Linked DNA regions of Mus musculus: all the other regions are linked to region 1. A link is a loop called in an ENCODE intact Hi-C map of the cell type or tissue named here. Cell type or tissue: heart. All regions are shown on one strand.

What was found. A loop is a pair of places that touch in the nucleus more often than their neighbours do. Peaks named below come from ENCODE experiments on the same cell type or tissue, not always from the same donor. Only the 100,000 strongest peaks of a DNase experiment are listed, where the experiment ranks them.
Region 2: a loop joins it to region 1, with 8 times the contacts of the local background. A loop is called at or near these places in 15 of 42 quality-filtered maps.
Region 3: it touches region 1 in a loop (4-fold over the local background); 15 of 42 quality-filtered maps call a loop at or near these places.
Region 4: it touches region 1 in a loop (2.2-fold over the local background); 2 of 42 quality-filtered maps call a loop at or near these places.
Region 5: a loop joins it to region 1, with 4 times the contacts of the local background. A loop is called at or near these places in 4 of 42 quality-filtered maps.

The regions. Positions count from the first base shown.
Region 1 is chr5:34,657,784-34,661,783 of GRCm38, forward strand. Nop14 (NOP14 nucleolar protein) reads right to left here and starts at 2,365. Exons shown (of 18, transcript NM_029278.2): 1 at 2,068-2,365; 2 at 92-226. The coding sequence starts at 2,262. It overlaps Grk4 (G protein-coupled receptor kinase 4), which reads left to right and starts at 2,596. Exons shown (of 16, transcript NM_019497.2): 1 at 2,596-3,221. The coding sequence starts at 3,170. In heart, no CTCF peak of the experiment used is centred here; a DNase peak (open chromatin) is centred at 2,468; H3K4me3 peaks cover 2,787 bases; H3K27ac peaks cover 2,274 bases.
Region 2 is chr5:34,759,552-34,763,551 of GRCm38, forward strand. It overlaps Htt (huntingtin), which reads left to right and starts at 2,189. Exons shown (of 67, transcript NM_010414.3): 1 at 2,189-2,558. The coding sequence starts at 2,356. In heart, no CTCF peak of the experiment used is centred here; DNase peaks (open chromatin) are centred at 2,080 and 2,710; H3K4me3 peaks cover 2,553 bases; H3K27ac peaks cover 1,882 bases.
Region 3 is chr5:35,048,981-35,052,980 of GRCm38, forward strand. No RefSeq gene overlaps it. Among named protein-coding and RNA genes, the nearest start is that of Dok7, 5.8 kb to the right of the region's middle. In heart, CTCF peaks have their summits at 205 (motif pointing right) and 1,751 (motif pointing right); no DNase peak of the experiment used is centred here.
Region 4 is chr5:34,185,615-34,189,614 of GRCm38, forward strand. It overlaps Mxd4 (Max dimerization protein 4), which reads right to left and starts at 2,096. Exons shown (of 6, transcript NM_010753.2): 1 at 1,896-2,096; 2 at 1,715-1,814. The coding sequence starts at 1,959. In heart, no CTCF peak of the experiment used is centred here; DNase peaks (open chromatin) are centred at 357, 957, 1,637 and 2,237; H3K4me3 peaks cover 3,157 bases; H3K27ac peaks cover 2,351 bases.
Region 5 is chr5:34,372,044-34,376,043 of GRCm38, forward strand. The region is part of intron 1 of Fam193a (family with sequence homology 193, member A); the gene reads left to right. Among named protein-coding and RNA genes, the nearest start is that of Fam193a, 4.1 kb to the left of the region's middle. In heart, CTCF peaks have their summits at 2,491 (motif pointing left) and 3,908 (motif pointing right); no DNase peak of the experiment used is centred here.

The DNA.
Region 1 (4,000 bases):
CTCAGAGGTGAACAAGGAGAAGCACCCTTCACCATGGCGGGCCTTGTGTAAAGTTTAGAGCAAAGACGTCCCTGCCATTCTTTTTCCATACCTGTTGCTCCAGAGCAAATCTCTTCATCATCTTTTCCTCTGGGCTTATGTTGCTATTATACTCCCCAAAGCGTTTGTCTGCGAACACATTGGACTTGTTCCTTTCTTTGTACTCCTTTAGTAAAGTTTGGGTTCTCTGGAAAACACATCACACATCAATGATTCTCACATAAAATCTCTATAATCTTCACTGAGGTGGCCACCAGAAGGGGTTGTAAAGTTGAGAAGAATACAGTTTGCCACTTTATTTAATGCTAATAACCAGTACATGTGGCAGGTATACTGCATGAAACTCAAGGCTTAATTAGAAACAGCTGATGTGGTTCTGTTAGATGCCACATTATTCTATTTTCAAATGTCCTCTCTGCCATCCTTGGCCTATAGTTTATACTGGTGAATTATTAGACAGTCATTTGTATTTTTTATAATGCATGCATTGAACCACATACAGGACATACACAGGACAGTGTCAGCTCCTTGCAGTATGGATATTTTACCCAATTCAAAAGAAATTTCCTGCTGGGCAGTGGTGGCGCACACCTTTGATCCCAGCACTTGGGAGGCAGAGGCAGGCGGATTTCTGAGTTCCAAGTCAGCCTGGTCTACAGAGTGAGTTCCCAAGACAGCCAGGGCTACACAGAGAAACACTGTCTCGAAAGAGCAAAAAGAAAAAGAAATTTCCTTACAAAGTTACAATGCGATTCCCTTTAAGGACAGACCCAGATGTGATCAAATACCATAGTGGTGAGGTTATTATTTATTTATTTATTATTTATAATATAAATGTATTAAAAATAAAATTTAAATTAAATTTAAAATAAAATTAGTAATTAAGTTTTTTTAAAAAAGAAATTTCCTTCAATCTAAAGATCTCATGTAAACTGGATCCTTTGTAACAAAGTACAGATTTGTAGCTGTGAAGGGCAAAGGCTAGGTCTTACTTATCCCCTTTACAAACATTACCAATAAGTCTAACCTATTAATTTTCTCAAAGTAACCATGAATTGCCTTTTACTTACTCATTTCTTTTATTTATTTTTTGAGACTCAACTGGAAGTTTTGAGTCTCACCATAAAGCCCTTAAACTCAGAGATCCACCTGTCTCCGATTCCCCAGAGATTAAAGCCACAGCACAAACGGCACTCACAAACTTTTATTTTTTAAAGTCAAACGAACGTCAGCAGTTACATAGAGAATGCCATTTGTTGAACTGGTTTTGAAAGGAAGGTACAATATACTCTTGAGATGGGGCCATAAGAACAAGGATGGAAGCTATGAGGTTATCCCCAAAAGGTACTATTCCAGTGACTTCCCAAGGGACAAGCTCATGAAATTCAGAGGAAGGACAATTTCCAAACATTCAAAGAGCATACTCTGTAAACCCTATCCACGGGACGAATACTGTCATGGTCAAAGCATACAGAGCAGTGGTACAGGGCAGCTCAGAGCTCAGAAGAGATTGACTCTTAGGCCCTAAAAGCTCCAAGAAGAGTCAAGAAGAATGTATACCTGGAAGATCCCAAGGAGGAAGGGTTTCCAGAGGAAGCGCATTCGATATCAAGCAAAGGAGAGGCAGTGTTATGCCTCAGTCCTGATCGTTTTGCTGGCTAGTTTAAGGCAAACTTGACACAAAGTATAGTCATCAGAAAGAAGGGAATTTCAATTGGAAAAAAATACTTTCATAAGACCGGGCTGCAAGCAAGCCCAAAGAGCATTTTACTAATTAGTGATTGACCGCGGAGGGCCCACCTATGTGCTAGCAGCGGTCCTAGGTTCTTTAAGAAAGCAGGCTAAGCAAGCTATAGAGAGCAAGCCAGTAAGCAGCACCCCTCATGACTTCTACATCAGCTCCTGCCTCTAATTTCCTCAATGATGGAAATATATAAGTGTAAGCCAAATAAATCTTTTTCTCCCCAAATGGCTTTCACTAGCCACTGGGCATAGTACGCAGAACCTGGGTAGAGCCTATCCCCTCACCTTCCTGATGGCACGAGCGCGGGACACCCCGGGCAGGCCCACATCGTGGCGCGTCTTCCTGCCAAGGATCTGGAACTTCTGCCGGTTGACTTTCACTTCAAATGGGTTTGGGTTAGTTTTCGCCGGGCCTCCGGACGCCCCTGCGGGCGCTTTGTGGACCTGCCTCCGCGCCCCAGTCCGCTTGGCTTTCCCCATGACATTCACTCCGCCACACTTTGGACGACAGTGCGTACAGACCAAGCAGTTCAAGAAACTCGTGCATAGGATGCTGATGTAAAACCACGCCCAGCTTCGTCTCGCGATGAGTGCGTCAGCTTCCCGTATTTCGCGAGAAGTACACAAGTCCTGGATGACACTAAACAGGCACTACAGTTTACTGGATTAAAGACTACAACTCCCAGGAGGCCACACTTCCTCGACTTCCTGGCGCTGGGCCTTATGGGATCTGTAGTGTCCCGAGAGCCGCCACAGTATCCTCAGACGCCGCCCCGAGGGGAGCTCTCGGGCTCCCTCTGGAGGAAAACCGTTAGCCGGGGCCCAGCTGTCTTGCGAGTTAACTGGCGGCTGCGGCTGCCGCTGCTGGAGCTGTCGCCGTCGCCGCTGGAGACCGCTCTCGAGTTTGTAAGCTCCTCGGTAGGGTAGGGCGCGGCGAAGGTTGAGTGCTGCCCAGGACCCGGCGCTGAGGAGAGAGTTACGCGCCCTGGGCCTGGGCGATGATGCTGAGAGGAGCTCGAGCTACCGCGCGCCGGCGCCGATAGCGGAAGCCCCTTGCCGGGACAGCAACAGAGCTGGAACCCGTAGCGAGCCTACCCGTGTCCCATCTCCGCGGCGACCGCGACGGCGACAGCGACGGCGACGACGGCAGCGCTCCTGTTGGCAGTTGTGGCGACCCCGGAGGAGGCGGAGGAAGAAGCGACAGAGACGGTCGCTGTCGCGGAGGGCCACCGTCCAGAAGCCGCGTTCCTCAAAGGACAAGGGATGCCCCGAGGCTTCTGCCGCGGGTTTAGGATCTCCTTCCCCGCAGCCTTCCCCGTCTCCATTGCCTCGACTCCGAAAAGTTCGACGTCGGAAACCGCGGCAGCGACGGCGCAGGACAGCGATCATGGAACTCGAGAACTTCGTGGCCAACAATCTGTTGCTGAAGGCCCGTCTAGGTGGGTGCACCCCGGGCTCCCCGTCTCCCCGAAGGTAGCGCCTCCTAGGAACTTTAACCTTGGAGAGAATCCTGATTCCTTGGTACCTTATTGTCTAATAAGGGAGTTTTGATTCTACTGGAACCAATTCTGGATTGGAGCTGCAGCTTAGCGGGTGTCAGTCAGTGATCCTGGGCTAACTTTTGTTGTTTTGAAACAGTAGCGCTAGCCTAACAGGCACAAGGGGCTGATTGAGTTCCATCTCACTCTCAGCGCTGCTAATCTGAAAGACAGAGTATGGAAAGTTATGCATTGCACACTTTCTAGGATTACCCAGGCAAAGGTTCCATGGGAAGTAGACGCTATTAAGAAGCTTCAGTGTGTTCACCTCACAGAATGTGAAGTATATTCTTTGAGAAAAACCAGTGAGTAACAGATGTTTTTGATTTTTCTTTTTGTTCCTTTTAAAAATTGATTTTAGCCGGGCAGTGGTGGCGCATGGTGGCACACGCCTTTAATCCCAGCACTCGGGAGGCAGAGGCAGGTGGATTTCTGAGTTGGAATCCAGCCTGGTCTACAAAGTGAGTTCCAGGACAACCAGGGCGACACAGAGAAACATTGTCTCGAAAAACCAACCAACCAACCAAACAAACAAAAAACCCCACAAGTCCATTTACGTTCCAAGTGATTTTCAGGAAGAAGAATCTTAATTGGACAATATAACTATTTTCAATATGGGAAGCCCTAACAAGAAACATTGTCAGAAATTTCTTATAGTGAGTGGTGTCCAGAATTGAATA
Region 2 (4,000 bases), 100 kb after region 1:
ATAAACAACTATTGATAGCTCCCAGGCAGTGGTACCCTGATACAGCAGTGTAAGCCAACCAATATACCTATTGTTGCCAAACAAATTACCAGAGTATAGTTGCCTAGCAAAACATATTTATAACTATCCAGTTTCTGTGGTTCCAGAATCTGGGCCCAGCTCACATAGGTCCTCTGTTAGCACTTCTCACAGCGGGCAATTAGGTACCAGTGCCTTATCTGAGAACTTGGCTTCAAAAGAATCACCTTGGAGCTTTAGTGGTATTGTCAGGGTTTACTTCATACATGGCTGATGGACCACCAATATCTGTCTTGACTGTTGGCCATGGGTAGTTCTTTATGTTAAGTCTTGCCAATTGTTCTTCATCAATGTATATAAGCTGAGAAGTTGGTAGTTAGCAAGACTGAAGTTACATTTGTAGCCTAACAAATGTGTGACATCCCATTATCTTTGTCTTGTATTGGTTAGAAGTCAGTTACTAGCTGCCCTTACTTGGGAGCAGGGACATCATAACCTAGAGAATGCTAAGAGACAGGGCTCACTGGGCCTTCTTCCAAGTCTGCCTACTAGCAACTACCAACCCTGGCCAGCTGTTAGAGGCTGCCTCATGTGAGAGCTAGCACTGGCACTGTGCATCTAATAGTGCCATTAGTAACAGAGGGGACATAGAATCTAAAGGCTGTTTCTCTGCTCTCCTTCCCAGTTTAACAGCGGCGGGCTTATACCCCTACAGTAACAGTGTTGGTTTCTGTATACTTGGCCATTTCGAGAAAATGGAGTGCCTTATGGCCATGGAATAGGGCATTTGATTCTTACAGGTAGCCTGAAGCTTCATTGGGTTTCTCACTGCATGGATCACCTCCAGACAGCTTTTTCTGAAGCCGGAACGGTTTTGTTTGTTTGTTTGAGACAGGGTTTCTATGTAGCTCTGGCTGTCCTGGAACTCACTTTGTAGAACAGGCTGACCTATAACTCAGAGATCTGCCTGCCTCTGCCTCCAGACTGCTGAGATTAAAGGTGTGTTCTATCACTGCTTGGCTTTTTCCTTTTCCTTTTTCTTTTGAGACAAGTTCTGATACAGCCCATGCTGACTTGAATTCACTATGAAGCCAAGGAAAACCTGGAACTCCTGATCCTCGTTCTACCTGCAGAGTACATGATTACCACCCCTGGTTTATAAAATGCAGGGATTGAACTCAGAGCTTCGTGCATGCTACTCAAAAAGCATTCTACAAGTGCTGTGATTAAAGGCATGCACCACCATGCCCGGTTGAAGCCAACACTTTTTGCTGGGCAGACTGCAGGGGCAGCTTGGGTGTATCCACACCATTTTCAGCTTCCTGCTTTAATTGCTCACCTTTGGGAGATGGAGGCTCTAGAGACAAGGACTTCAGCGCTGGTGGCAATGAGACCCCTTGTAGGTCCTGGCTGGTTGCCACAGCACTTTCCAGGGTCCGTGTCTCAATGTAGAGTGTGTGACCAAAGTTGCATGAAACACAGCCTTTCTTTGGACAGTAACTACTGCTGCCTGCCTGAAACCCTTTCTCAGCCTTCGCTGCCTGCTTGAAACCCTTTCTCAGCCTTCTCTACTGCAGACACTTCTGGGGCTTCGGGGTCCACGGATCATAAAGGGTTCTTTGGTCCTGAATACAGGTCACTCTGGTTCCCTTCTCATTGCAGGGAGCTCCCAGCACGCTGCGTTCGGGAAGCTCAGGCCACCACCTGGCTTGTGGAAGAGAGAGCTGCTTTGGGTTTCGGGTTCCGAGCTCCACAATCGCTTTCCCGGTGACTCCAGGTGTAGGGTGGCTTTACGCAGGAAAATTTCTTCGCTGTCATTCCCCTTTCCAACCTTTTCTTCCTTCCGGGTCTCCCCAACTCCTCTGCCCACCTCCTCACTTCTTTTCTATCGCTGGTGCCAGGGAGCCGCCCTAAAGCCCACTCTCCGCTCAGCTCCGTCCCTCATCTAGCAGCCCGCCCCGCCCACCTCATCCTCTTGCTTGGCCCTCTTCACTAAGGGGGGCTGGCTTTTGCGGGAAGGGGCGGGGCCACATCGGCGGGGCGGAGAGTCTTAAACTAGCAGAGGCCCCGCAGGCCTGCGTCCTGACTTCGGGAAAGAGGACGACGCATCCGCCTGTCAATTCTGCGGGTCTGGCGTGGCCTCGTCTCCGCCGGCATGACGTCACGGGACGCACTCGCCGCGAGGGTTGCCGGGACGGGCCCAAGATGGCTGAGCGCCTTGGTTCCGCTTCTGCCTGCCGCGCAGAGCCCCATTCATTGCCTTGCTGCTAAGTGGCGCCGCGTAGTGCCAGTAGGCTCCAAGTCTTCAGGGTCTGTCCCATCGGGCAGGAAGCCGTCATGGCAACCCTGGAAAAGCTGATGAAGGCTTTCGAGTCGCTCAAGTCGTTTCAGCAGCAACAGCAGCAGCAGCCACCGCCGCAGGCGCCGCCGCCACCGCCGCCGCCGCCTCCGCCTCAACCCCCTCAGCCGCCGCCTCAGGGGCAGCCGCCGCCGCCACCACCGCCGCTGCCAGGTCCGGCAGAGGAACCGCTGCACCGACCGTGAGTCCGGGCGCCGCAGCTCCCGCCCGGGCCCCGCGCCCCTGGCCTGCGTGCTGGGCATGGCCAACACTGTTCCCTGTCCAGAGGGTCGCGGTACCTCCCTGAGGCCAGGCTTTCCCGGCCCGGGCCCTCGTCTTGCGGGGTCTCTGGCCTCCCTCAGAGGAGACAGAGCCGGGTCAGGCCAGCCAGGGACTCGCTGAGGGGCGTCACGACTCCAGTGCCTTCGCCGTTCCCAGTTTGCGAAGTTAGGGAACGAACTTGTTTCTCTCTTCTGGAGAAACTGGGGCGGTGGCGCACATGACTGTTGTGAAGAGAACTTGGAGAGGCAGAGATCTCTAGGGTTACCTCCTCATCAGGCCTAAGAGCTGGGAGTGCAGGACAGCGTGAGAGATGTGCGGGTAGTGGATGACATAATGCTTTTAGGAGGTCTCGGCGGGAGTGCTGAGGGCGGGGGAGTGTGAACGCATCCAATGGGATATTCTTTTTCCAAGTGACACTTGAAGCAGCCTGTGACTCGAGGCACTTCGTACTCTCCTGGCGTTTCATTTAGTTTGTGGTGTAGTGTAGTTAAACCAGGTTTTAAGCATAGCCAGAGAGGTGTGCTTCTGTGTGTCTGCAGGCAGTTGGATGAGTTGTATTTGTCAAGTACATGGTGAGTTACTTAGGTGTGATTATTAATAAAAAACTATATGTGTGCATATATATGAAAGAGTCGACTTATACTTAACTGCCTATCGATTTTTTGTTCTATATAAAACGGATACATTGGTGGTGCTCAGTTTTCACCGGGGAATGAATTTTACTAGTGTTGCAGACAGGCTTGTTTTAGAACATAGGCCACTCTGACTCTGACTTTGTGCCAGTAAAAGTTCCTGTTTAGTTCTTTGCTGACATCTTATAGATCTTTGGAAGCTAGCTGCTTGTGACTGGAGAGAATATTGAAACAGAAGAGAGACCATGAGTCACAGTGCTCTAAGAGAAAAGAGACGCTCAAAACATTTCCTGGAAATCCATGCTGAGTGTTGAGCCCTGTGCTCTCTTGCAGCTCAGTCCTTTCTCTCAACTCTGGGCATTTTATTTCTAATCTGGATTTGTATAATTAATAAGGAGAACTTTTGGGAACAACCTACTAAAGAATGTCATCATTAAAACTCACTTAGAAAATAAGTGTTCTGGTGATATCATTGAGCTATGTTCCCAGTCCTGAGAGTTTGTTTTTTTTTTTTTTTTTAAATAAAGATTTGGGGAGAAAAGGTGGCTTACTTGATAGAACAAAATATAGGAATAAAATTTCCTTCTATAAGGTGAAAAGTGTGAATAGAAAACTTCTTATCCTCTAGATAAGTAGTTTCTTTTTGCTTTTGAGAGTCTCACTATGTAACTCTTGACCTGAACTCAGAGAGATCCATCCTCCTGCCTCTGCCTCCTCTCTCTGGGATTAA
Region 3 (4,000 bases), 390 kb after region 1:
CAAGGGTCTCCAAAGTCTCTGGCATGAGAATTCATCTCCAGTTGAGGAAGTGCATAGAGGTGCTGTAAAGCAAGTTGGCAGCTAAGGGAGAGAGGTTAGGATAGGGCAGAGGCCAGCCATCCCTGTGGGTACCCAAAGCTAGCACACTCGGACTGGGAGACAGAGACCAAGGGAAGCCCACGGTTCCTGACCACGTGGCTTGAGTGGGACCAGCAGATGGCACCCTGTTCAGTGTCTTTTTCCCCACGTCTGTCCTCCTCGGTTGACCTGAGGTGCTCCTTGCTCTGCCCTCTGCAGCTTCATCCACTGTGTTCTGTTCCTCACACGGCAGCAGGATCTTGCCATGTCCCAACTAGAGTCTCTTTATCTCTGAGTGAGACCTTTGCCCCAGCCCACCCATAAGTCATAACGTGCTCAGCCCACTACCCATCCATGAACTCTGCTTCTACCACCTGAAGTACCAGGAGGTTCTCTGTGGATGACTCTCACCGCCTCATCCTACTCTTATGACATCCTGTGAGACTGAGGGTCCAGCTGAGTCTGCTCCCAGTGCATTCTTCCTGGTCAGAAGGAACCTGGCTCTGCCAGGTCCACAACTCTCAGTCCTGGAGAGTTTACAACTGCAGCCAGAAATCTGGGTGGTGTAGTCCAGACAAGACTGGTGTGTTCTACCCAGGCAGCAGGAATCAGGTGGCCAGCTGCTTGCTGACGTTGATCTACTGGTCCAGTTTGTTCCATGGAAGTGTGGGGATAGCAAGTCCCCAGTTGTATGAACCCCAAAATAGGAACCTTTAAGTCAACTAAGAGCCAGTGGAACTGGTAGGCTGATTTGAGTTTTTCTGGGTGACAATTAGAATGCCGTAACCCAGAGTGACTGGAGTCAGCACAGAAAAAGAAAGTTAGCGTACAGGTATGCACAGATGGGTGAGTCTGTTTGGACTCAGGGAGAAAATGAGGCCGTAAATCAAGGAGAGTGGCTCCAAGTATATGAACACACTCCCTTCCATAACCACCTGGGACTACTGAGCCATCCCTGATCCCCTCACACTTGACCACAAGTTGGTTGGTCCTACCAGGGTACCAGCCCACTGAGATGTGGCAGCCACACATGGCTTCTCTTGCTTTACTGCTTTGGATTTATTTGTGTCTATGTGTGTGTAACCCACCCATCACTTTTCCTGTGTCCTTTAAATGACTGTTCTATAGACTCAGATAATAAGCTCCAGAGGATTCCTTTTTTTCTTCAAAATTCTCCGAGATGCTAGACATGATTGGGACGCTCTGCTCTCAGGAAGCTGGTAGGATCTATCGATAATCTTACTTGGCCTGGACTTTTCTTTAGAGCAGTGTCTCCTGAATCATGGTTTTAAATAGTTCTAGTCGTGGATGTCATTTCTTCTGAAGCCCGTGTCCTCCAAAATTTAGACTTTAGATTGACTGTCTTATTTTCTTGTAGCCATGACAGTCAACTTAAAGTCAAGAGGGGAAGGTTTAGATGTGCCTGGTAGAATCAAGCCAAGGAGAGATGGAAGGATGGTTCATTCCTACACAGGCCTTCATGGCAGGAAGGTGTGGTAGTGGGAGCTGAGGCAGCTGGTTGCCCTGTGTCCACAATCAGGAAGCAGATAGTATGATGGTACTCAGCCCGTTTTCGTCTTTTAGGTACTTATTTTGTTATCTTTTTTTTAAAAATGTGTACGTCTTTTCTCACATATACGTGTTTGCACCATGTACATACCTGGTGCCTGCCCAGAGAGGCCAGTAGATGGCATTGGAGCCCCTGGAATTGAGTTAAGGATGGTTGCTGGCCACCATGTGGATGCTGGAGTTTAATCTGGATCTGCTGGGAGAGCAGCCTGCACTCTTAACTGCCGAGCCATCTTTCTCATCAGTCTAGAGCCTCAGCCCACAGACTGGTCTGCCCATGCTCTGGGTGGTTGAATTGGTCAGGGTTCTCTAGGGTAACAGAACTTACAGAATGAATCTCATCTATAGGAAGGGGATTTGTTAGAATGATTTAGAGGCTGTGGTCCAAATAATCCAACAATGGGCAGCTGTGAATGGAAAGTCCAAGAATCCAGTAGTTGCTCAGTCCACAAGGCTGGATGTCTCAGCCGGTCTTCAGTAGACACTGGAATCTGGAAGATGTGGGCTCTAATGCTAGTGAAGGAATGGACATGCCAGCAAGGTGAGGGCAAGCAGGCAAAGAGCAAGCTACCATCTTCCATGCCTAGGCATCCAGCAAAAGGTATGGCCCGGATTAAAGGTGGCTCTTCCTGCCTCAAGGTCCAGATCAAAGGTGTGTGTCTTCTCCCTACCTCAAGACCCAGACTAGAAGTGGATCCAAGCAGAAATCCCTCACAGATGTGCCCTCCATTTGTTGATTCCAGATGTGGTCAAGTTAACAACCAAGAATAGTCATCACAGTGGTCTTCCTTCCTAAGTTAAATTTCTCTGGAAATGGACTCACAGACACGGCCAGAAGTACAGCTTCTTGGTGATTCCAAATCCAGGTAACGGTGAGGATGAACCCTGCATCAACTAAGAGCTGAGGAGATCTCGCTTGTATTATCACAGAGTTGTACGTGGCTGTTTCAGTTCATTTTCTGTTACTATAACGGAGCATTGAGACAAGCTTCCCTCATTGCTTTCCATTGCTGTGATAAAACACTGGCCAAAGTCAACTTGGGAGAGAAAGAATTTACTTCATTTTCCAAGTTGCTGTCCATTATTAAGATAGCCCAGTGTAGGATGTCAGGGCAGGAGACTGTAGCGGAAACCATGGAGGGAGTCTGCTTTCTGGCTTGCCTCCCTTGCTTGCTCGGCTGAGCTTTCTCATGCAGCTCAGGCCCATCTTCCTAGGGTTGACACCGCCCACTGTGGGCTGGGCCCTCCTATATCAATTAGGAAATAGGAAAATGCCTCACAGACATGGCCACGAGCCAGTGGATCTGGGAAATTCTTCAGTTGCCGTTCCTTGAGGTTTCCTCTCCCCAAGCTGACTCTAGGTGTGTGTCAAGTTAACACTAGCTAATTAATTCTAAAGAACAAAGGCTGGAAGTTCGAGACTGGTGTGGGCATCTGCTGAGGCCTTGTGCAGAATTGTAACATGGAACCGGACAACACGTGGTGAGACAGAGCAAGCCACTGACTCAGGTCTCTTTCTCCTCTTCTTGTAGGCCACTAATACCATTAGAGGACCCTATTCTTGGGACCTCATTTAGCCCCAATTACCTTCTACCTCTAGATACCAGAAACATGAGAATTTGAGGATTAGGTTCTAATGCATGGGCTTTGAGGGATCCATTTGGCTATGGCAATGGGATTCTTTTACTGCTGAATTTCAGCTGTTACACTGAATCTGAAGTTATTCTCTGTCATCATTTGGAATCTATACCACTGGCTCCTGCTTTCCATTTCTACCATTGAGAAATCTGCTATAACCGTTATTATTTTGTAGAATATCAGCTAACCTAATAGTTTCTGTGCTGCCTGATCTTGGTACGAAGCTGAAGGCATGGTATGCAGGTGAGGTCATTCCATCCTGTTTCTGTGTGCTAGGTTCATGTTCCCCTAGGGTTCCCATGGTGATTCAGGGATTCAGGTTTCATCTCTCCAGGAATCCCAGAGATTCATAGGTCTTGATGCTCACCCACTCCCATGCTGGTTATTTCAGAAAGTCTTTTCTGGAACACAAGTGCACTTAGAGCTCAGAGACATGAAACAACGCCGTTTATCTAGTTCATGCTTTTTAGGGATGGGCTAGACTCTGCAGGGTGGTTTTTCTGTGTTGAACTGGACTCTCCATAGTGTAGGCTTTGGGGTTATCAGTGGGTTGTAGGCTTTTATACCTCAGGAATGGGTGGCTCTTGACTGGAGCTCGGGGAGGAAGGACCATATGAATCTCATCACCTAGCAAACTCACCTGGGCGTGTTCCCATGACAGAGGCAATGCTACAAAAAGAAAAGTGGGGGTGAGCTTTCCTTGGCCTTTTTCTTT
Region 4 (4,000 bases), 470 kb before region 1:
GCAGCATGTGTGTTGGCCTTTCTTGGAACTCTTTCGGAGTCCAGAGATCCCGTGGGGGGAGGGGGGGTATTGTGCCTGAGGAGAGGCCATCGTTGTGTCAGATGCTGCCTGGGCACCACCTTGATCTGACCCTTCTGCTTATATTCTCAAAGTACTTGACCCTAAAGGCACCCTCCCATGGAGTCACTGCCATTAGAGACCTAGCCATCACTCACCCTAGCCTGCTATACCAGGGCCTGTCCTTCATTTTGCCAGGACACAGAAGGTTCAGAACTGCCCTGCCACATCTGAAATCCCAGCTTCTCAACTGAGCTGGCTGAGAATAGCCTCTGAGCAGTGACTGGGGAGGGGAGGGCTGTGTCTGCCACCCTAAGGCTTCAGGTCTTGAAGGAGTACACTCTGTCCAAGGAAGCTTCAGGGGAGGTGCACCCAAGTCCAGTCAGAGAGGCCCTTTGCATCCCCTGCCCCTTGCACCCAGTTCTCCCCATCCCAGAAGAAGATGGAAGGCTAGGACCTCATCCAGGAACAGGGTGGTTAAGCAGCCCTACCCAAGTAACTGAATCTGTCTATGCCTTGGCTTCCTCGGTTGTAAAATGGAGGTCAAAATAAGGCTTCATTTACAAGGCTGGGTCAGATTCTTACTTGTGTATATGGCAGAAGCATTCAAGGGCCTCAGCTCAGGAATGCTACCATTCCTATCAGCTGTGGGTACTCCATGCCACAGGAAGCTGAGCTCCCAAACCTGGGGTTTAGGGCAGACAGAAGCCGGGTCCAGGCCATCTCACTGTGGAAGCTTGGGGCAGTGAGGCCTCCAACACACTTAAGTCCTTCTGCAAACTGTTCAAAGCAAGAGACCAGGGGCTGGGACTCAGGCCGTTGGTAATTCAACCTGTTCTTTGCCAGGCCTAGGACACCACAGAAATGGGTCCTTGTGCCAGCCTCTCTGTTTCCCAAGAACAGACAGGCCACAGGAATGAGCCGCACCCTCTGCCAAGGGGCCCTGAAGCCCCCAGCCTGCTAAGGAAGCTCTCAGACTGACCACACAGGAGTAGCTGGGCCAAAGTTAGCCCCTAGACAGTGTCAGGTGTGCCCTGGATCCCACTGCAGCCAGGAAGGTGGAACCTTTAGCAGTCCTAGCCATACCTAAACCTCAGCTTCAGGGCTTCCTCCAAACACAAGGCCAAGGCAAACAGTGTAGTTGAGCCCTGGAACTTTTGAGAGAAATAGCTCCCTGCAGCTCTTCGCGACAAAGCCAGCCCTATGCTTGTGGTTGGAGTTTCCTTGTCAATAAGCTGCGCAGGACGCTTAAGTAGCCAGAGAGAGGTCTCTGTCCAGGCTCCTGGGGATAAGGTGCTGGGTCTAAGAGCAAAGCCAGCTCCGAGAAGTGCAAGGGAGGGAGGAGTCCCCAATTAGGCCCAAACTAGGGAGTAGCGGTCGGCACCAACTGACAACTCCTCTCCGGTCTGGAAAAGTCCAGAACGGCCCTCGGCGAGCGCGGCCGCTGTACGCGTGGCACTGTTTACGGCGGCGGGGAGGCGCGGCCGCGGGAAGATGGCGACGCGCGGGCGGGGCCGGCACCTCCTCCAGGCCGGCCGCCCGGGTGCGCGCAGGACTGTACTGGGGACGCAGAGAGGACGGGGACACTCGGGTGGGGCCGACCCGAGCTGGCTTGGCACAGCGCGCGGGGGTGGGAGGTGGGGGTTGGGGGCGGTACCTGTTGTTCGGGGCCTTGCGCACCAGGCCGGCCGTCTTTGTTTTCTTCCTTGCGAAGTCGCCGTCGAAGGGCAGCACGGAGGCGTAGCCGTGCTCGGCCTCTGCGGGACAGACGGTGCGGTCAGCGGCCCCCTGCGCCCGCCCGCCGCCCGCCCACCCTGGCACAAAGGGGCGCGGGCTACCTCGGTCCCTACGCTCCAGGTACTCGGCCGCCTCCAACAGCAGCAGCAGAGAGTTCAGCTCCATCCTGCCGCCCGCGCACGGGACGGCGGCGGCGGCGGCTGCCCGGCGCGCTCCTGCCGGCTCTGCTCGCCGCACGCCCCGCGCCTGGCGGCACACCAGCCCGACTCGCGGACTCCAGCGCTGGGCCGCCACCCTCTGCCTCAGGCCCTCAAATTGACACATAAGTCGAGCAGCAGTCGACGCAGCCAATAGGTGTGGGCGCTCCGGCTTAGGGGGCGGGTTCTTGTCTAGCCTTGCCCAATAGGGACTGGCCGAACGCCTCGGGCAGAGCTGAGAATGTTGACAGATGCGAAGCTTGGCTAGGATAGGCTGGCTCCAGTAGTAACAATTTAGAAGCCCAAGCTTAGCAACAGCACGTGGTGGCCCAGCCCCAGTGCTCGCTGACTGGCGGCCATCGTGCATGTTAAGTAGGCATTGCACGCCGATTGGGCCAGAACGGTCTATGTAAATTGAGTCCGCGGACCAATGGCCAGTGACAGGGCGTGGGGCCAATGAGGACGCCCGGGCAGGACCGGTTGCCGAGAGGAAGCACTGTGTGGTGGGACTGCTGCCCGGCCTACGCGGGGGCCAGGAGGACGTGGACCGTGTCTCGGGAGACACCAGGCAGGATGCGCTGCGGACACGCGCCCTGGCGCTTTGTCGTGCCCATGCATGTCGTGCGCAACGACCTGTTGCCCGGAGTCAGTTGGTACCATAGTCTCGGTGGAGGACCAGGCTTGGGGCCTGATAGGGGCGGGCGCTGGGATCTCGCTAAAGAACAGCAAAGGACACCTGTCTCTGGCAGGAATATTGGCTTCAGGGAAGGCTAAAACTTGGAGACAGGGACGCAGACCATTGGAATCTAAAAGCCTCTCAGATGTCAGACCCAAAGTAGGCAGGATCAGCCATCAGGAGTAAAAAGGAAGGCCACCAGGGTTAAGGGAGAGGCACCAAGAGCTACTGACACTACTGAGCAAGAGGGATCCGTGAGTGTCTGTTTGCGGTGCTTGGTCTGAGGGTAGAGCCGTGCCAAGAGCCAGGCTATGGTGACAAGAGGGTGAACTCTTCAGCAAACTCCTGGCCCTAATGACCCGAGGCCCTCATGCTGGCCTATAGATGCATGGGGGACAGACAGCTCAAGATGCCCTAACACCATCCTCTGTATCCATCCTCTCCCACCCCTTGATCCTCTCTCTGTTATTAGGTTGAGGACAAAATAGCAGGCTGGAGAGTTCTGTGGGAAATAAGGTGGCTAGATAGCAGCTCTTAAAATGGAAGGAAGGTACTGTAGCAAACAACAAAGATTATTAGCATTGAATTTACTTTAGGACCAAGGTGGATGCATTGTGCACACTTCCTTGTGGCTCTCCATATGCCCAATATGCAGATAAGGAAACTTGCAGTGTCCCCTTGAAATAGAAAGATGGAGATTACTGCTCCCACACCCAGAGCTGTTAACAATCTGGGAATGTGGAAACCAGAACCACCTCCCTCCCAGCCTGGGTGTGAGCCACAGATGTCTGACCTGTGGGGCAGGATTAAGAATAACAGGTGCTCTGATGGCGCCCTGAAAAAAACAAAAGAGGAACCTCATGCGGTCATAAACAGTCCTGTATAGACACTGAAAGAACTCCTTAGTATTGGTTGAAGTGCCTCTCTGACCAAGCCCACAATCACTCCAGGGCCAGGGCTGTCCAGAGCTGTAAAGGAGAAGGGTGTCCATCTTTCTGGAGCATTGAGGCCCATGCTCAATGCTGAGCTTTGGGCCCCTGAGCTTAGCATGCGGGCCCAGCATTTTGAAGGGTGCACCTTTGCTTTGGCAGGCTGGTGAGTTGCCTCTAAGTGCTAAGGCAAGCCTGACCTCCCCAGCCTGCTCCCTCCTCCTACTGGGATGGGATGCTGTGGTGTGTTGAAGTGGAGCACAAGAATAGCCTCCTAGCCTTGGAAATTTTTAATCTCAACTGGGGACACTAGCTCCCACCAGCTGCATCCAAGACAAAGCACTTTCCTGTGCCAGAAGTGCTCTCCCTCTCCAAGAGCATGTGAACGCTGGGAGGAGTGGGTA
Region 5 (4,000 bases), 290 kb before region 1:
TGCCTCTGTCTCCCTATTGCTTGGATTAAAAGCATCACCATCATACCCAGCTCCACAGAACTCTGAAAATCCAGTTTCCATACAAAATGGTAAGCTCTTTGGGTGCCTTATATGGCACAGCACAGGTATGCATAACAATGTCAGGTAACTGTTGGACCTGTACTTCCCAGAGAGAAGTCTTGAGCTTCCTCTACTCTCTCTAGGTCACCAAACCAGAAGGTGACTAAGAAAGGACAGGAAGGACTGTCCTTATCCTTAGTAGGGAGTCCCACATTGCTCTTAGTGCTGGGCACAGAACTGTAGGTTATACTATCTTATTTGAGGTGGCTCCTGAGCTAGTTAGTGGAAATGTGGGTATGGGTAACTTCTTGTGAAATTGTTGGTCCAGAAGTAAACTCTGGTGTCCAAGGCTCAGGGTGCAGGTTGCACAGATTTAAGTTTCTGAGGTTCCTTTGTGCTTGGTGTCAGACCTGTACTCCTTGTTGGGCACTCAGATCCTAGGCTTAAGATTAAACAAATAAATGTAGGGAAGATTGCAAGCAGTGTTTAGTGGCAGTCTGTAAGTGATGTATGATTGTGGCCATTGTGTTTCAGGATGCTGAGCTGGTCTTTTTAGGGGTTCTGCTTCTAGATAATAGGGCTAATGTTTTTGTTGTTGTTTTGTTTTTTATTCTAATTGTGAAATGGGGAAATTTGGACTCAGGTCTTGGACTTGAGCTTGTGCAATGGTTAGACTACTCACTCAGTGAACAGTTAGGTGAAGCATATCAAGAGTAAATCTAATTATTTTGCATTTCTATTTTAAGATGATTTTCATAATGTTCATGATACATTAAAGTGGAAAGGATTATAGGTGTTTATAGCACAGAGCTGTTTTTGTAAAATATTGTGTGCATATGGATTTACATAGGAAAGTCTTGTCCACAAAGACTATGGTGGGCATTCTGAAGCTTATTCTTTCCTTTTCCCACATGCTTCAAGCTTTCAAAATTTGAAATCTGCAGTGAGCGTTATTCATGGACCAAGAAAGTGAATGGCATTAAAGCCTGAGACAACTAACAGCGTTTTTCTGTTTTGTAAATAAACTAGTGAAGGGTTTTTCTACCACCCTTTGGCACTTACATATTTTGATATTAGGTACAGAAACAAACATTATCTACATAATGAGAATTGTATTTTCAAAATAATTATCTAACATTTAGTCATATATACTTACAAAACCCAGGTTCCTTCTATTATGGAAATCGACCTGTGTTATTAGTTGTTGGAATATCAGATTACATGTGACATATTCACACAGGGCTGGAATGGGGATTTAAGGTTATTTTTGTAATGATGTGTGAGATTTATAAAAGGATGCCATTTAAGGTAGGGGTCAAAAGGAGTTTTCAAACTGAAAGTTAAAGTCAGAAACCTGTCACTGGAGCTGGGCGTGGTGGCACACGCCTTTAATCCCAGCACTCAGGAGGCAGAGGCAGGCGGATTTCTGAGTTCGAGGCCAGCCTGGTCTACAAAGTGAGTTCCAGGACAGCCAGGGCTACACAGAGAAACTCTGTCTCGGAAAAAAACAAAACAAAACAAAAAAGCCCCCAAAAAACCCTGTCACTGACTATAGGCATTTGTAATAATGAATCCCCTTTTATCCTGATACTAGGAGTGTAGATAACAATGGGCTAAGGCCATCATGCAAGTGCCTCTTGATCTTAGAGGGTATTCAGGGTCTGGTGTTCATTTGGGTCTTTGTAGTAGGTGAAGGCACACTTGTAGTTCACATTGCTTTGTGATCTGAGGAAGTAGCTTGAAAAAAAATCTAGAACTTGAGGTGCTTTAAAGGATTACTAGTTTAACTTAGCTTACATTAACTACAATCCAGGCTTTAGAAAAAGTGCCATCACAGAGAGCCCTGTTGTGGCAGGTTTTTAGAGTGCTTCATGACATGAGTGTTCCAGTGCCCTGTGCTCCTTCATCATTCACTTCAAGGTGTGATACCTGTCTTGGCTATATCTTCCACTTGTTTGTGAGTTTTATACAAAAAGGGTTGTTTTGTGCCTCAGTGCTTTGGCTCAGCTTTTCATTTGTGATGACTCCAGGGTAAGATTGCTTTTTGCTGTTGTTCTATATAGGATGTACACTTTACACTGTGAAAATTCCTCAGTCTGTCTGATGTAATGTGGATGGACATTGAGATGCTTTAAGGCTGATGTGAATGAGCTTACATTTCTGCTTGTGCCTTTTGATGTGCATGGGCACTGTTTGAATTGGGCATGTTTCTGGGAATAGAATTGCTGAGTATGTAGATATGTGACTTGAGGTTCAACTGATCAGTTTTTCTAAGTGATGCTGCTGTAGGCTTATTAAAAGTTAATGTATAGGGGGCTGGAGAAATGGCTCAGCAGTTAAGAGCATTGACTGCTCTTCCGAAGGTCCTGAGTTCAAATCCCAGCAACCACATGATGGCTCACAACCATCCATAACGAGATCTGGAGCCCTCTTCTGGAGGGTCTGAAGATAGCTACTGTGTACTTACATGTAATAAATAAATAAATATTTTTTAAAAAGTTAATGTATAGCAAAATTATGTTTTGTCTTGGGAAACAGATGTTGTGTTGTTGCTTGGGTTGGTCTCAAACTCCTGAATTCAAGTGATCATTCACTTTAGCCTCTCTGAGAACTTAGAACTGTAATAGTATACCACTGTGCCCAGCTTTGTGATCCTAAGGATTGACCTTGGGGCCTTGTGCATGCTTACTACCTATTGCTCAGTTCTGCCTCCAACCTCATTACTCTGATTTTAACGCATGTGAGTCTCTTGAGGTTACTGTGTCAGTCAAGGTACAGGACAGTTTCATTAATCAGAAACATACTCCTGTTATCCCTGTACAATTGTACTCTCCCCCACTCTTTATTCTTGACACTCACTGTTACTTAAGAAAGAACAAAGTCTCATTATGTAGTCCTGGCTGTCCTGGAATTTGCTTTGTAGTCCAGGTTAGCCTTGAGCTTAAAGATCTGCCTGCCTGTGCCGTCAGAGTGTTGGGCTTAAGGGGGTGCACCACCACTGTCCAGCTCAGAACTGCTCATTTCTGGTTGGATTGCTATTTTTCCAGTTTAGAAAGTTCTTTATAATTTTGTGTTTGTTTGTTTGTTTTGCTTTTCGAAACAGAAACAGGCTTTCTCTGTATAGCCCTGGCTGTCCTGGAACTCACTCTGTAGACCAGGCTGGCCTCGAACTCAGAAATGCACCTGCCTCTGCCTCTGCCTCCTGAGTGCTGGGATTAAAGGCGTGCGCCACCACGCCCGGCTGTGTACAAGATTTTACATGTGATTTGTAGACATTTTCTTCCAATCTTGTCTTTTATTTGTCAGCAGTTATTACCACTTTAAAAAAAAAATCTATTTCAAAGATTTATTTTAAATTTATATGTGTGTGAGTATTTTCTTATGTAATATGTGCCCCTCATGTGTGCTTGGTGTCCACAAAGGTCAGAACCTGGATTCCATGGAAGAGCTGCAACTGTTTTTAACCACTGAGCCATGTCTCCAGCCCTTAGAGCTTTAACTGTTGTAGAGATGAAAAAAAAAATTAATAATTTTCTTTTTTCTGAGAATCATTTTTGTTTTATTCTGTTTTTTTTGTTTGTTTGTTTTTTGTTGTTGTTTCCATACATTTCAGAATCAGCGTGCTGATACCTAGAAGTAGTTTTTATGGGACTGAATAGAAACACCTTAAATCTCAACATAGATCAGTTTGGTAGAAAATTGACAGTTAATATTTTGAATCTTCCAAAAGGTGAAATGGTAGCATTTTTTTCTCTCTTTTTTAAAAAGATTTATTTATTTATTTATTTATTTATTTATTTATTATATCTAAGTACACTATAGCTGTCTTCAGATACACCAGAAGAGGGCGTCAGACCTCATTATGGATGGTTGTGAGCCACCATGTGGTTGCTGGGATTTGAACTCGGGACCTTCAGAAGCACAGTCTGTGCTCTTAACC